Linked DNA regions of Homo sapiens: region 1 is linked to region 2. A link is a loop called in an ENCODE intact Hi-C map of the cell type or tissue named here. Cell type or tissue: MCF 10A. All regions are shown on one strand. Region 1 has its middle 8.5 kb from the start of LGR6. Region 2 holds the start of LOC101929388 (a long non-coding RNA gene).

The links. Hi-C counts contacts between places; a loop is a spot of excess contacts. Peaks named below come from ENCODE experiments on the same cell type or tissue, not always from the same donor. Only the 100,000 strongest peaks of a DNase experiment are listed, where the experiment ranks them.
Region 1: a loop joins it to region 2, with 4 times the contacts of the local background. A loop is called at or near these places in 16 of 110 quality-filtered maps.

What each region holds. Positions count from the first base shown.
Region 1 is chr1:202,182,807-202,187,806 of GRCh38, forward strand. It overlaps the pseudogene PTPRVP. Among named protein-coding and RNA genes, the nearest start is that of LGR6, 8.5 kb to the right of the region's middle. RefSeq lists enhancers at 679-1,178, 1,873-2,402, 2,235-2,284, 2,403-2,932. In MCF 10A, a CTCF peak has its summit at 2,043 (motif pointing right); DNase peaks (open chromatin) are centred at 2,055 and 2,435.
Region 2 is chr1:202,234,420-202,239,419 of GRCh38, forward strand. It overlaps LGR6 (leucine rich repeat containing G protein-coupled receptor 6), which reads left to right. Exons shown (of 18, transcript NM_001017403.2): 4 at 1,503-1,574. LOC101929388 (a long non-coding RNA gene) reads right to left here and starts at 4,582. Exons shown (of 5, transcript XR_922425.3): 1 at 4,456-4,582. RefSeq lists enhancers at 1,200-1,892, 2,961-3,010. In MCF 10A, CTCF peaks have their summits at 2,101 and 2,875; DNase peaks (open chromatin) are centred at 1,582, 2,102 and 2,882.

The DNA.
Region 1 (5,000 bases), 52 kb before region 2:
GCCCTCCTCAGGACCTAGGGAGGGAGACTGTGAGACTCACGCGTGTGTGTGCACATGCGTACATGTCCCCTGTCCCTTCTCTGTTCTTCCACATTGGTGGTTTGCAGCCCAGGCTGGGCGTTGGAGGAGCTTGCTGGAAATGCACGCTGCTCCACACCCAGGGTGGAATTCAGGATCTGCGTTTCCAACAGGCCCCCAGGTGATCAGGTTGTGCTGCCAGGACTCTGAGGTCCCCTGCTTTGTACCCGTCACCCAGGGGAGGGCAGGGCAGGACTCTGCAAACCTAAGGCTGTGGGGGCTACCCTCTCCACCTCCCACCAGGTAGACCCACCGGCCCATCCCTATCCACAGCTTCAGGCAGAGCTATGAGGCCAAGAGTGCTCACGCACACCAGGCTTTCTTTTTGCAATTCGAGGTAAGGCCTTTACCACCCTTGGGCTCAGAGGAGGGAAGACTGGGACCTGTCTGAAGGTCTGGAGGGAACTCCCAGTTGCACACTTGCCCCCACTGCCCCTCACCTGGCATGGGGTGAGATGGGTCTACTTCAGCAACCAGTGCCTGCCCTTGATCCCTGCAGGAGCTGAAGGAGGTGGGCAAGGAGCAGCCCAGACTGGAGGCTGAGTACGCTGCCAACACCACCAAGAACCATTACCCACATGTGCTTCCCTGTGAGTGCTGGGGGCAGGAGAGGAGGCATGGCAGAGGGCTAGGGCTTGGCATGGGGGCAGGGGGTTTCATGTGCCCAGCCCTGAATGCACAGCTTTCACTCTCTGCAGACGACCACTCCAGGGTCAGGCTGACCCAGCTGGAGGGAGAGCCTCATTCTGACTACATCAATGCCAACTTCATCCCAGTAAGGGCCACCAGTGAGGCTGTCCATGGGATCTGGGATCTGCTCGGGAGATGGGCTGGTTTGCAGGCCACACTGGCCTTTGTTAGCTGTAACAGCTCTCTAGGAGATCACCAGCTTGGGCTTCATGAGCTCAATCCAGCAGGTGTCTAGCAAGGGTCTACTGTGTGCTGGGCTCTGTGCTGGGCCTGCAGGAGGCAGAGCTGAGTTAGCCACATTCCCCACCTTCAAAGGAGCATGTGGGCATGTGTGTGACATTCACCACACACTGTGACAAGGGCTGTAATAGAGGAAAAAACACTGTACTCAGGGCACATGGAGGAAGGAGAAATTTCATCCACCTGAGGAATTAAGAAAGGCTTCCCAGAGGGGACATTTGGTTTATTGAAGGATGAGTAACATTTTGATAAGTGATGAAAGAGGGAAGGACATTCTATTGACTGGAAGGAGCAGCCAGAGAACAGCCAAGCAGTAACGTTCAGGCAGTGTGTGTGTGTGTGTGTGTGTGTGTGTGTGTGTGTGTGTGTGTGTGTGTGGTGGGGGGTGCGTAGGGGTGAGGGAGTGGGGAGGTGCTGGGTGGTGGGAGATGTAATGGGAAAGATAGCCTGGGGCTGAATGAAGGAGGGGTTGATTGTTAGGCTGAGGACTTTGGACTCTATTTGGTGGGCAATGGGGAGCCACAGAAGATTTTTGAGCATGGAAGAAACACAGTTTGGTTTTAGGAAGGTGACTCTGGGTGGGTGAAGAGGGTGGTCTAGGTGGGCTATTTAACTCATGTCAGTAGCTTGTTGTTTTCATCGGGGTTTTTCTTGTCCCTTTGGGGTGGGACAGGGACGGGGGTGGTGTCTCTGAAGTCAGCCCTCCTGGTTTGCATTCTGGGTGTACACGTGTTCGTGTGTTTGCACACATGTAGGTGTGTGCACAGCATCCTCACTCCTGGAGGTCAAATATTGGAAATCTGCTGTGTGTTTGACACCAAACATCGCCCATTAACATGTTCCTGACCTCTGCCCCCTACACCCCAGGGCTACACCCACCCACCCACCCACAGGAATTCATTGCCTCTCAGGCGCCTCTCAAGAAAACGCTGGAGAACTTCTGGCGGCTGGTGCGGGAGTAGCAGGTCCGCATCATCATCATGCTGACCGTCGGCATGGAGAACAGGAGGGTGATGCGCCTTACAGGCTCCTGGAAAGGCCACCAGGTGGCGCACGTTCTCCTTGTGGGAATGGCCCCGTTGGCATCTTCCCGCAGGGAAGGCGGGGCAGACTGGAGTGAGGCCAATCAGGCCTGGAGGGTGGTGGAACCACCTCCCACCCAGACCCAGGATGGGGTGGTCCCTGGGATGGGGAGGCAGTGGGAGGAACCAGGTATGTAAGCTCCAGCTTGGCTTAGTTTCTACGGGCTTCTTGCCCTGGGCAGAGAAGGCACCAAGGGGTAGGGACTGCCCAGGGCCGGTGTCAAAGGTACCATCATGGATCCTTCCTTTCGATAAGCCTGGCAGATGCAGGGCCCTGGGACACGCAGAGAGGCTGCCGAGTCTGTCCTCTTGCTGGAGCAGTGAGCCCAGGGCTGCTGGCCGCGGAATAAGGGCTGTTCTGTTTGGCACAGCAAGCTGGTGGCTGACTCAGAATCCTGAGGGTCATGAGAGGTCTGAGGGCAAGGGTGCCGGAGCCCAGGCAAGGGAGAGCAGCTCCTGGAGGAGGGAGCCTTGGAGCTGGGTCATTACAGAGAGCAGAATCCCAGCAGGGTGTCAGGGACCAGAAAGGTGGGCAGGGAGGGGTGGGACTGGGTAAAGCAGGGGGCAGCAGTGATAGGGCTGGGCTCACAGCCACCCTTCCCCTCTCCAACCTTCTGGTCCCAGGTGCTGTGTGAGCATTACTGGCTGACCGACTCTACCCCGGTCACCCATGATCACATCACCATCCACCTCCTAGCCGAGGAGGCTGACGATGAGTGGACCAAGCGGGAATTCCAGCTGCAGCACATGCGTGCCCCAAGGATGAGGGGGTGGGACAGGCATTAGAGCTGAGACCCCTGAGAAGGTTGCCTCACTTCCTGGGTCCCTGGAGCCCTCTCTTTCGGAGGACCACAAGTACTCAGCCACCACCCAGGGAAGTGTGTGTTAGGGAAGGGGTAGGGAGGTACAGAGAAGGTTAAGGGCTTATCTGAGGCTGCACAGTGAGGGAAAGGAAGAGCACGAGAGACATGATGGTTCCTGACCTCCCCCATGCCAGCTCCGGGCTCCTGCCTCACCCCATGCCCCCTGTGCCCAACTGCCTTCCCAGGTTGTGCACTCCTGGGACAGGAAAGCAAGGGACCCGAATCACTCCTCTGCTTGGGCACTCTATATGCAGAGATTACCCAGGAGGCTAGAGAAGGACCCGAGGGCTCAGGAAGCATCCTGATGAGAGAGACATAGCTGCCACGCTCAAGGAACAGTTGGTCTGCATCATCCCTGCCCTTAGGCAGCTGGGGAAGAAAGTGTGAGGTCTGGGCCATGGGAGCCTAGAGTTAGGAAGATAAGGAGCAGCAGCAGGGCCCCTCTGCCCCCTTGCCCCCTTGCCCCCTTGCCCCCTTGCCCCCTTCCCACCCCCTTCTCAGGTTGTCCAGCAACAGCAGCGGAGGGTGGAGTAACTGCAATTCACCACCTGACCTGACCACAGCATCCTCAAGGCCCCCAGCTCCCTGCTTACCTTTATGGAGCTGGTACAGGAACAGGCAAGGGCCACCCAGGGCATGGGACCCATCCTGGTGCACTGCAGGAGGGCAGGTGAGTGCATAGGGTGGAGAGCCCCCTGCCTGGCCTGGAGGTGTCGGGGGCTCTCGGACTGTGGGGAGAGCTGGGGACATGGGCAGCCTCTTCACCCATTCAGTTCCTCAGGGGCTGTCCCCGCAGTGTGGGCATGGGCCAGACGGGCACCTTCGTGGCCCTGTTGAGGCTGCTGCAGCAGCTGGAGGAGGAGCAGATGGTAGATGTGTTCCATGCTGTGTTTGCATTCTGGATGCACGGGCCCCTCATGATCCAGACCCTGGTGAGGGCCTCGCAGGCTGGGCTGGGCAGCTGGGACCCTGAAGGAGTGGGAGGGAGGTGGGTGGCCACAGGGCTACAAGAGGGACCAGGAAAGAGAGCTCATGGGGCATACAGAAGACCCTGGGGAGAGGGTTTCAAACACAACACCATCCTATCTGGGCTGTGCTCCCTATTCTGTGAAAGGGGAGGTGGGACAGGACCCTGTCAGCTTTGACACCATAGAGCGGTGGAGGGAAGGTTTCTCAGTGGCTCCCTCTCCCCTCCTACCCGATCCCTGCCTTGCTGGTCAGGGCCTGGAAAATCTCCCTGCAGGCCCCCCTCGCTCCTCGCTCCTCGCTCCTCGCTCCTCGCTGAGCAGCCTGATGCCCTTCCCCCTGGCAGAGCCAGTACGTCTTCCTGCACAGCTGCCTACTGAACAAGATTCTGGAAGGGCCCTTCAACATCTCTGAGTAAGTCCCAGCTTCCCTGTGCCTCCCACAGGCAGGCTCCCTGCTCCTGTTCATGGGCAGAGCCGAGCAGACTAGAACAGGGAGCTGGGGAACCTTGAGTGCCTTCTCCCTCTCCAACCCCCCCACCAGGTCTTGGCCCATCTCTGTGATGAACTTCGCACAGGCGTGTGCCAAGAGGGCAGCCAATGCCAACGCTGGCTTCTTGAAGGAGTACGAGGTACACTTCAGGCCAGGAAGTGGGTGACAGCCAAGGGCAGCCTTCCCCTGCTGAGCCAGCCCTGCAGTGGGACCTCCCAGCCTCAGGGTACCCATCTCCTTCCCAGCTCTTGCTGCAGGCCATCAAGGACGAGGCTGGCTCTTACGCACCCCTGCCTGGCTATGAGCAGGACAGCCCCATCTCCTGTGAGTCTCACTGTGGACCCTGTGGAGGGGCAGGGGGCCAGCATGGGCTGGGGGCCTCTGGCAGCTTCACCCTCACTGTCTTCCCTCAGATGACTGTTCTCAGGGGCAGTTTTCTCCAGTGTAGGAGAGCACCCCTGACGACATGCCTGAAGCCTGGCTCTTCCCTGTGAGATGATGCTGGTTTTGCCACTGTTTCCTGCCCTCTCTGACCACCTGTACTTCCCGGGCTGGGGCTGCTGGGGGCTCCCAGAGTTGTGGGCTGGGC
Region 2 (5,000 bases):
TACCCGTAAGAGGAGTTTAAGAGAGATGACATGTGACTCTGACCAGGACGTCACATAGGAGGCATGGAAAACAACTCAGGCTCATCATCTTACTGCTCAGCATTTTCTGGCCACTGCTGTATCCCACCACTATGATAGATGCTGTGGTGTAATGGTTAAGTGTCTAGACTGTGGACCCAAACTCTCTAGGTTCAAAGCCTAGCTCTGTCAGTTAGCAGTTGTGTGCACCCTCAGCATGAGGATGATAATAATCCCTATCTGTTGGAGTTGTAACAAGGGTGAGTTTGAATTAATACAAGTTCTAAGACCAGGACCTGGCACATTAGCCATTCCTATTATTAAACTAAAGGACCAGAAATTGGGCTACTCTTCCTGAAGCGTGGAATTACCTTAATGATTGTGCACCAAGGCTTCCCCCTCTGAAAGATGGATGGATACACCATAAAGGGGTAATTGAGTCTCCTAGGGTAGGGCTCACTCACTGTGCCCAGGGCAGTCAGCAACTTCCTCCCTTCTTGCTTCCCCAGCTCTTCCATGAACTCCCTGTGTGCTCTCCTTCTCATTTCTGGATCTAAAGGCCTGGAGGGTTTTCCTCCTATGTCTTTACCCAGTTCCTTCTCTTGCTCAGGGCTCTGTGCCTCAGGGGACTCCCTGCGCTTTCGAGTGCTATCCTCAAAACTTTCTAAGTCCCCTCTGATGCCTGGGGTTGGCTAGAGTCAGCAGTGCCACCTGGAGTGGCGCCCCAGGCCCTGTTTCTCCCCTTGTACATGCTCTCTGACCCTCTACCCTACACATGGGGTTCCCAGGTGCCCTGAGGAGCTCCAGGACTCCTGCCTATGGAGTCATCGTGGGGTTTTGGGACTTAGGTCCTGGTCCCCAGAGGACAGCTAGTGAGCAGATCGTTTTCATTGGCTGGCACAGCACTTCTTTGAGGGATTAGGTGAGATTGGGCCATGAGAATAGTGCAGATACACTCCTCTGGAGTACTTCGAATTGTTCCTACAGACAAAGGCTGAAAAAAATGTATTTGCCTGGGGCACTGACACCCTAAGGGCAGCCTTATCCTCATCCACATCCTCCCCTTCCATAAAGAAACCTTTAGCCTTTCAGATGAATAGACACGGAAACTGACAACCTACATTTTCCCACATCCTTCCTGACCAAACTTTAACAAAATCCCAAGTACTCTTGACTTCAGAATGTCTTCTCTCCTTCCTCTCCATGGTCTTCTTCACCCCTGCCTCCTCCTAGGGTCCCTTCTGAGATGCTCTCCCTGAACACTGGGCCTCCCTGCCCCATGTACAACACCCCAGGGACCTCAGCAGCCTCTGAATCTGCACTAACAAAGCAGGGGAGCTGGACCAGACTCTCTCTGGGGCTCTGAGGCTGGGGTGAGAAGGAGGGGTCTGGCTTGGGACTGGGGGTTCAAGGGAGGAGTCAGCACCCTCCAGCCAGCTCTGCATACCATGTGCGTCCTTAAAGCCCTTTCTCTTCTCCCGTAGGATGCTGCAGAACAATCAGCTGGGAGGAATCCCCGCAGAGGCGCTGTGGGAGCTGCCGAGCCTGCAGTCGCTGTGAGTCATTAGAGGGCTGGTCTGGGAGTCACCAGCTTCCTGGGGCCTGAGTCACAGCCCAGGGCCCCCTGCCTCAGCTTTCCCTTCCCTCTGCAGGCGCCCCCTCTCCCAGTCCACGTTCCAGACAGCATGCCGCTCCTGGCTTTGGTTTCTCCGGGGTTTTCTGTTGTCATCAGTGTGTGGCTGTGTACACTCCTATGCATATTTCAGGAAAAGAGTGCTCCCACGCCCCACTGGGGGACTGTGGGAATGGGACCTCCCTAGGTGAGGCCACCAGGCCAGCGGTCCTGGGGCGACTGGTGTTCTGCCATTGGAGCCTGGGTTTAGGGGTGGAGACTGCCGCCCAAAAGAAGCATCAGGAAGGGGTTGTCTCCTCTACCTAGCCTGCTCTTGCCCCTGGGCTCTGCTGTGGGTGGGAAGGAGGCTAGGCTCAGATACTCATTTTCTCTACTTGGGGGTGGGACTGTCCACAGGGACTCACAGGCCACCCATAACAGATCCCTCCCTCCAAGGAGCCCTGTAGTTCCCTTCTTGTCCAGCAGGGGCATCGTGGAAGCCAGACCCAGCCTGAGGGTGGAAGCGGGAGCAGGTGCTCCAGGGTGATGTAACCCAGCCCAGTGGGAGCCGCTGGGCTTCATCCACATAATGCACAGCCCAAGGCCTGGAACACAGTAGGTGCCTCATACATGCTTGATGAACCTAACTTAATTATCAGGTACAACTTCATCCGATGGGAGAGTGAACAGATATTTTGGGAGAAGTCAAAGTTGGGGGGCAAGATTGGGGCACAGCAGTTAGCTAGTGGGGGAAACTGAGTCATAGTGGGCATGCAGTGTGTCCGAACAAAGGCCTCTCATATTCTCAGACTTTGGCGCTGTTCAGTCTGTGGATGTGGAAGTCAGACAACTTCTGACTTCTCCTTGGGTGGAAGGAGAAATGAGGTGGGAAAAGGTGACTTTCCTTCTCATGACTGATATTTAGGCCCCATTCCACCTTACACAGAGGGCCAGCTGTGGGGGTCCTGGCTAGCAGCTGTGCCACACCCCCCGTGGTGAGGGCTTTCCTCTCCTACTCCTTCCCTGGGTGCCCTCTACCCTCCTGCCTCTGTGTCTGGTCCCTGGCACCCCTCAGCTGCTCGATCGATCGGCCCCAGTGGCAGAACCTGCCTCCCTGCACTCTCTCAGCTTCTGCCCCCCCTTCCCAATGAGTGCTGGGCGTCTGGCCCCAGCCCTCTCCTCTCCCTCCATCCAGCCTCACCCCTGGACAGGGCCAGGCAACCCAGTGTGCCCCTAGAGGCCAACGTCGGAAGACCAGAGGCCAGGCAAGCCTGTGCTTGCTCCCCACCCGCAGGGGCAGACTAAACATTTGCCTAGGGCACCAGCGCAGCAGGGACAGCCAAAAATAAGGGAGGAGGAGTGAGGAGAATTTGACATTTCATCCACAGCCTCAAAGAGGACTTCATAGGGGAAAAAAATTAGACTTTCACTGGACTTCTTCACACTTTTAAGGTTGTTAATTAAGTTTACTTTTTTAAAAAAAATCGTGAATCACATATTCTGAGTTCTTGGGGCTTCTAAAGGTCTTGCTTTCGGACTAGGCATGGAGCTTTTGGGCAATGCAGACAATTTTCCCTACACTTTCTGGGAAGTGGGCAGCCCTTGTGGCTGGGAGAACCAGACCATTAGCTTCCACTTTCAGCCCCATTATTCTCCTTTGCCTGGGTATAACAGGGCAGGGGACAGAGGTCAAGTCCCCCACTCCCCCAGTTATAAGGCAGATGAGAAGATTTTGCTTTTTGCAATCCTGCAAGAAGAGCACTGGCCTGTGTGACAGAAAATGTGGCTTCAAGTCCTGGCTCTGATCGTGACTACTGTGTCATTTGCCCTCTCTGCACCTCAGTTTCTCTATCTTCAAGGTGGGGATAATTATCTTCCCTGCCTCACAGGGTGTTGGGAAGATCAAATATATAGTCAATGTGAGGGGGATTTGCAAAAAAAAAAAAAAAGACTTCACACAGCTATAATGTATGATGATGTTATTGTGAGATCGTTCATCTAACCAGTCATTGATCCTCCGCCGTTTTTTTGTTTTGTTTTGTTTTTGTTTTTGTTTTTGTTTTTTGAGAAAGGGTCTGGCTCTGTCACCCAGGCTGGAGTGCAGTGACCTGATCGCAACTCACTGCAACCTCCACCTCCTAGGCTCAAGCCACCCCTCACCTTAGCCTCCTGAGTAGCTGGGACTATAGGTGTGCACTACCACGCCAACTAATTTTTGTATTTTTTTGTAGAGATGGGGTTTTGGTTTTGCCATGTTGTCCAGGCTGGTCTCGAACTCCTGAGCCAAAGCAATCCACCTACCTTGGTCTCCCCTCCCACAGTTCTGGGATTACAGGAGTAAGCCACTGTGCCCAGCCTGATCCTTTTTTTTTTTTTTTTTTTTTTTTTTAAGACAGAGTTTTTTTGCTCTGTCGCCCAGGCTGGAGTGCAGTGGTGCGATCTCAGCTCACTGCAACCTCCGCCTCCTGGGTTCAAGAGATTCTCCTGCCTCAGCCTCCCAAGTAGCTGGGACTACAGGCGTGGGCTACCACGCCCGTCTAATTTTTATATTTTCAGTAGAGACGGGGGTTTCACCATATTGGCCAGGCTGGTCTCGAACTCCTGACCTCGTGATTCACCTGCGTCGGCCTCCCAAAGTGCTGGGATTACAGGCGTGAGCCATGGGGCCCAGCTCTATTTTTTTTTTTTTTAAACAAAATTTTTTGAGGTGGCAGAACCAGAGTTGAGCCTTGAAAGACTAGTATGAATCAGGTGAAGAGGCGGGGAATAACGTTTCAGACAGAGGGAACAGCACACGCTGCAAAGGCACAAAGTTAAGAAGGAACCTGAAAGGTTCTTGTATCGGTTGGAATCCCGAGAGCTCCCCAACAGCTAACACGAAGCGGTGCGTTTTAACAAGAGCCTGGGTGCCGGCGGGCTGAGGCGTAAAATGGCGTCAGCCCCCAAAATGGCGTCAGCCCCAAGTGAGGACGGGGCAGGGGTTTTATTGTCTCCTATAAACAGGGGGCGTCTCGGTCTGACGTAACTGCTACGCGGTACCCGGATGGCCTCTTTCTCCATCTTCAGGGGTAGGTGTCTTCCAACCAGGGTAGGTGTCTTCCGGCCGGCTCTTTTCCTGCTTCTGCTGTCTTGCTGGCGTACGCAAGTAGCCCTGCGCCTGGCGACTGGGCCTGAGAAGGGAGGGGTTACTCATCCCTTCAAGCTTTCAGGCCCCGGGGACAATCTTTCAGAACCAAGTAAATTCTGAAGAATTTGGAAGGAAGTGAGTTTGGCTGGCTGAACTTGTGTGTGTGTGGTGTGTGTGTGTGTGTGTGTGTGTGTGTGTGTGTGTGTGTGGTGTGTTGGGGGACTGGTGGGAAGGGCAGTAGTG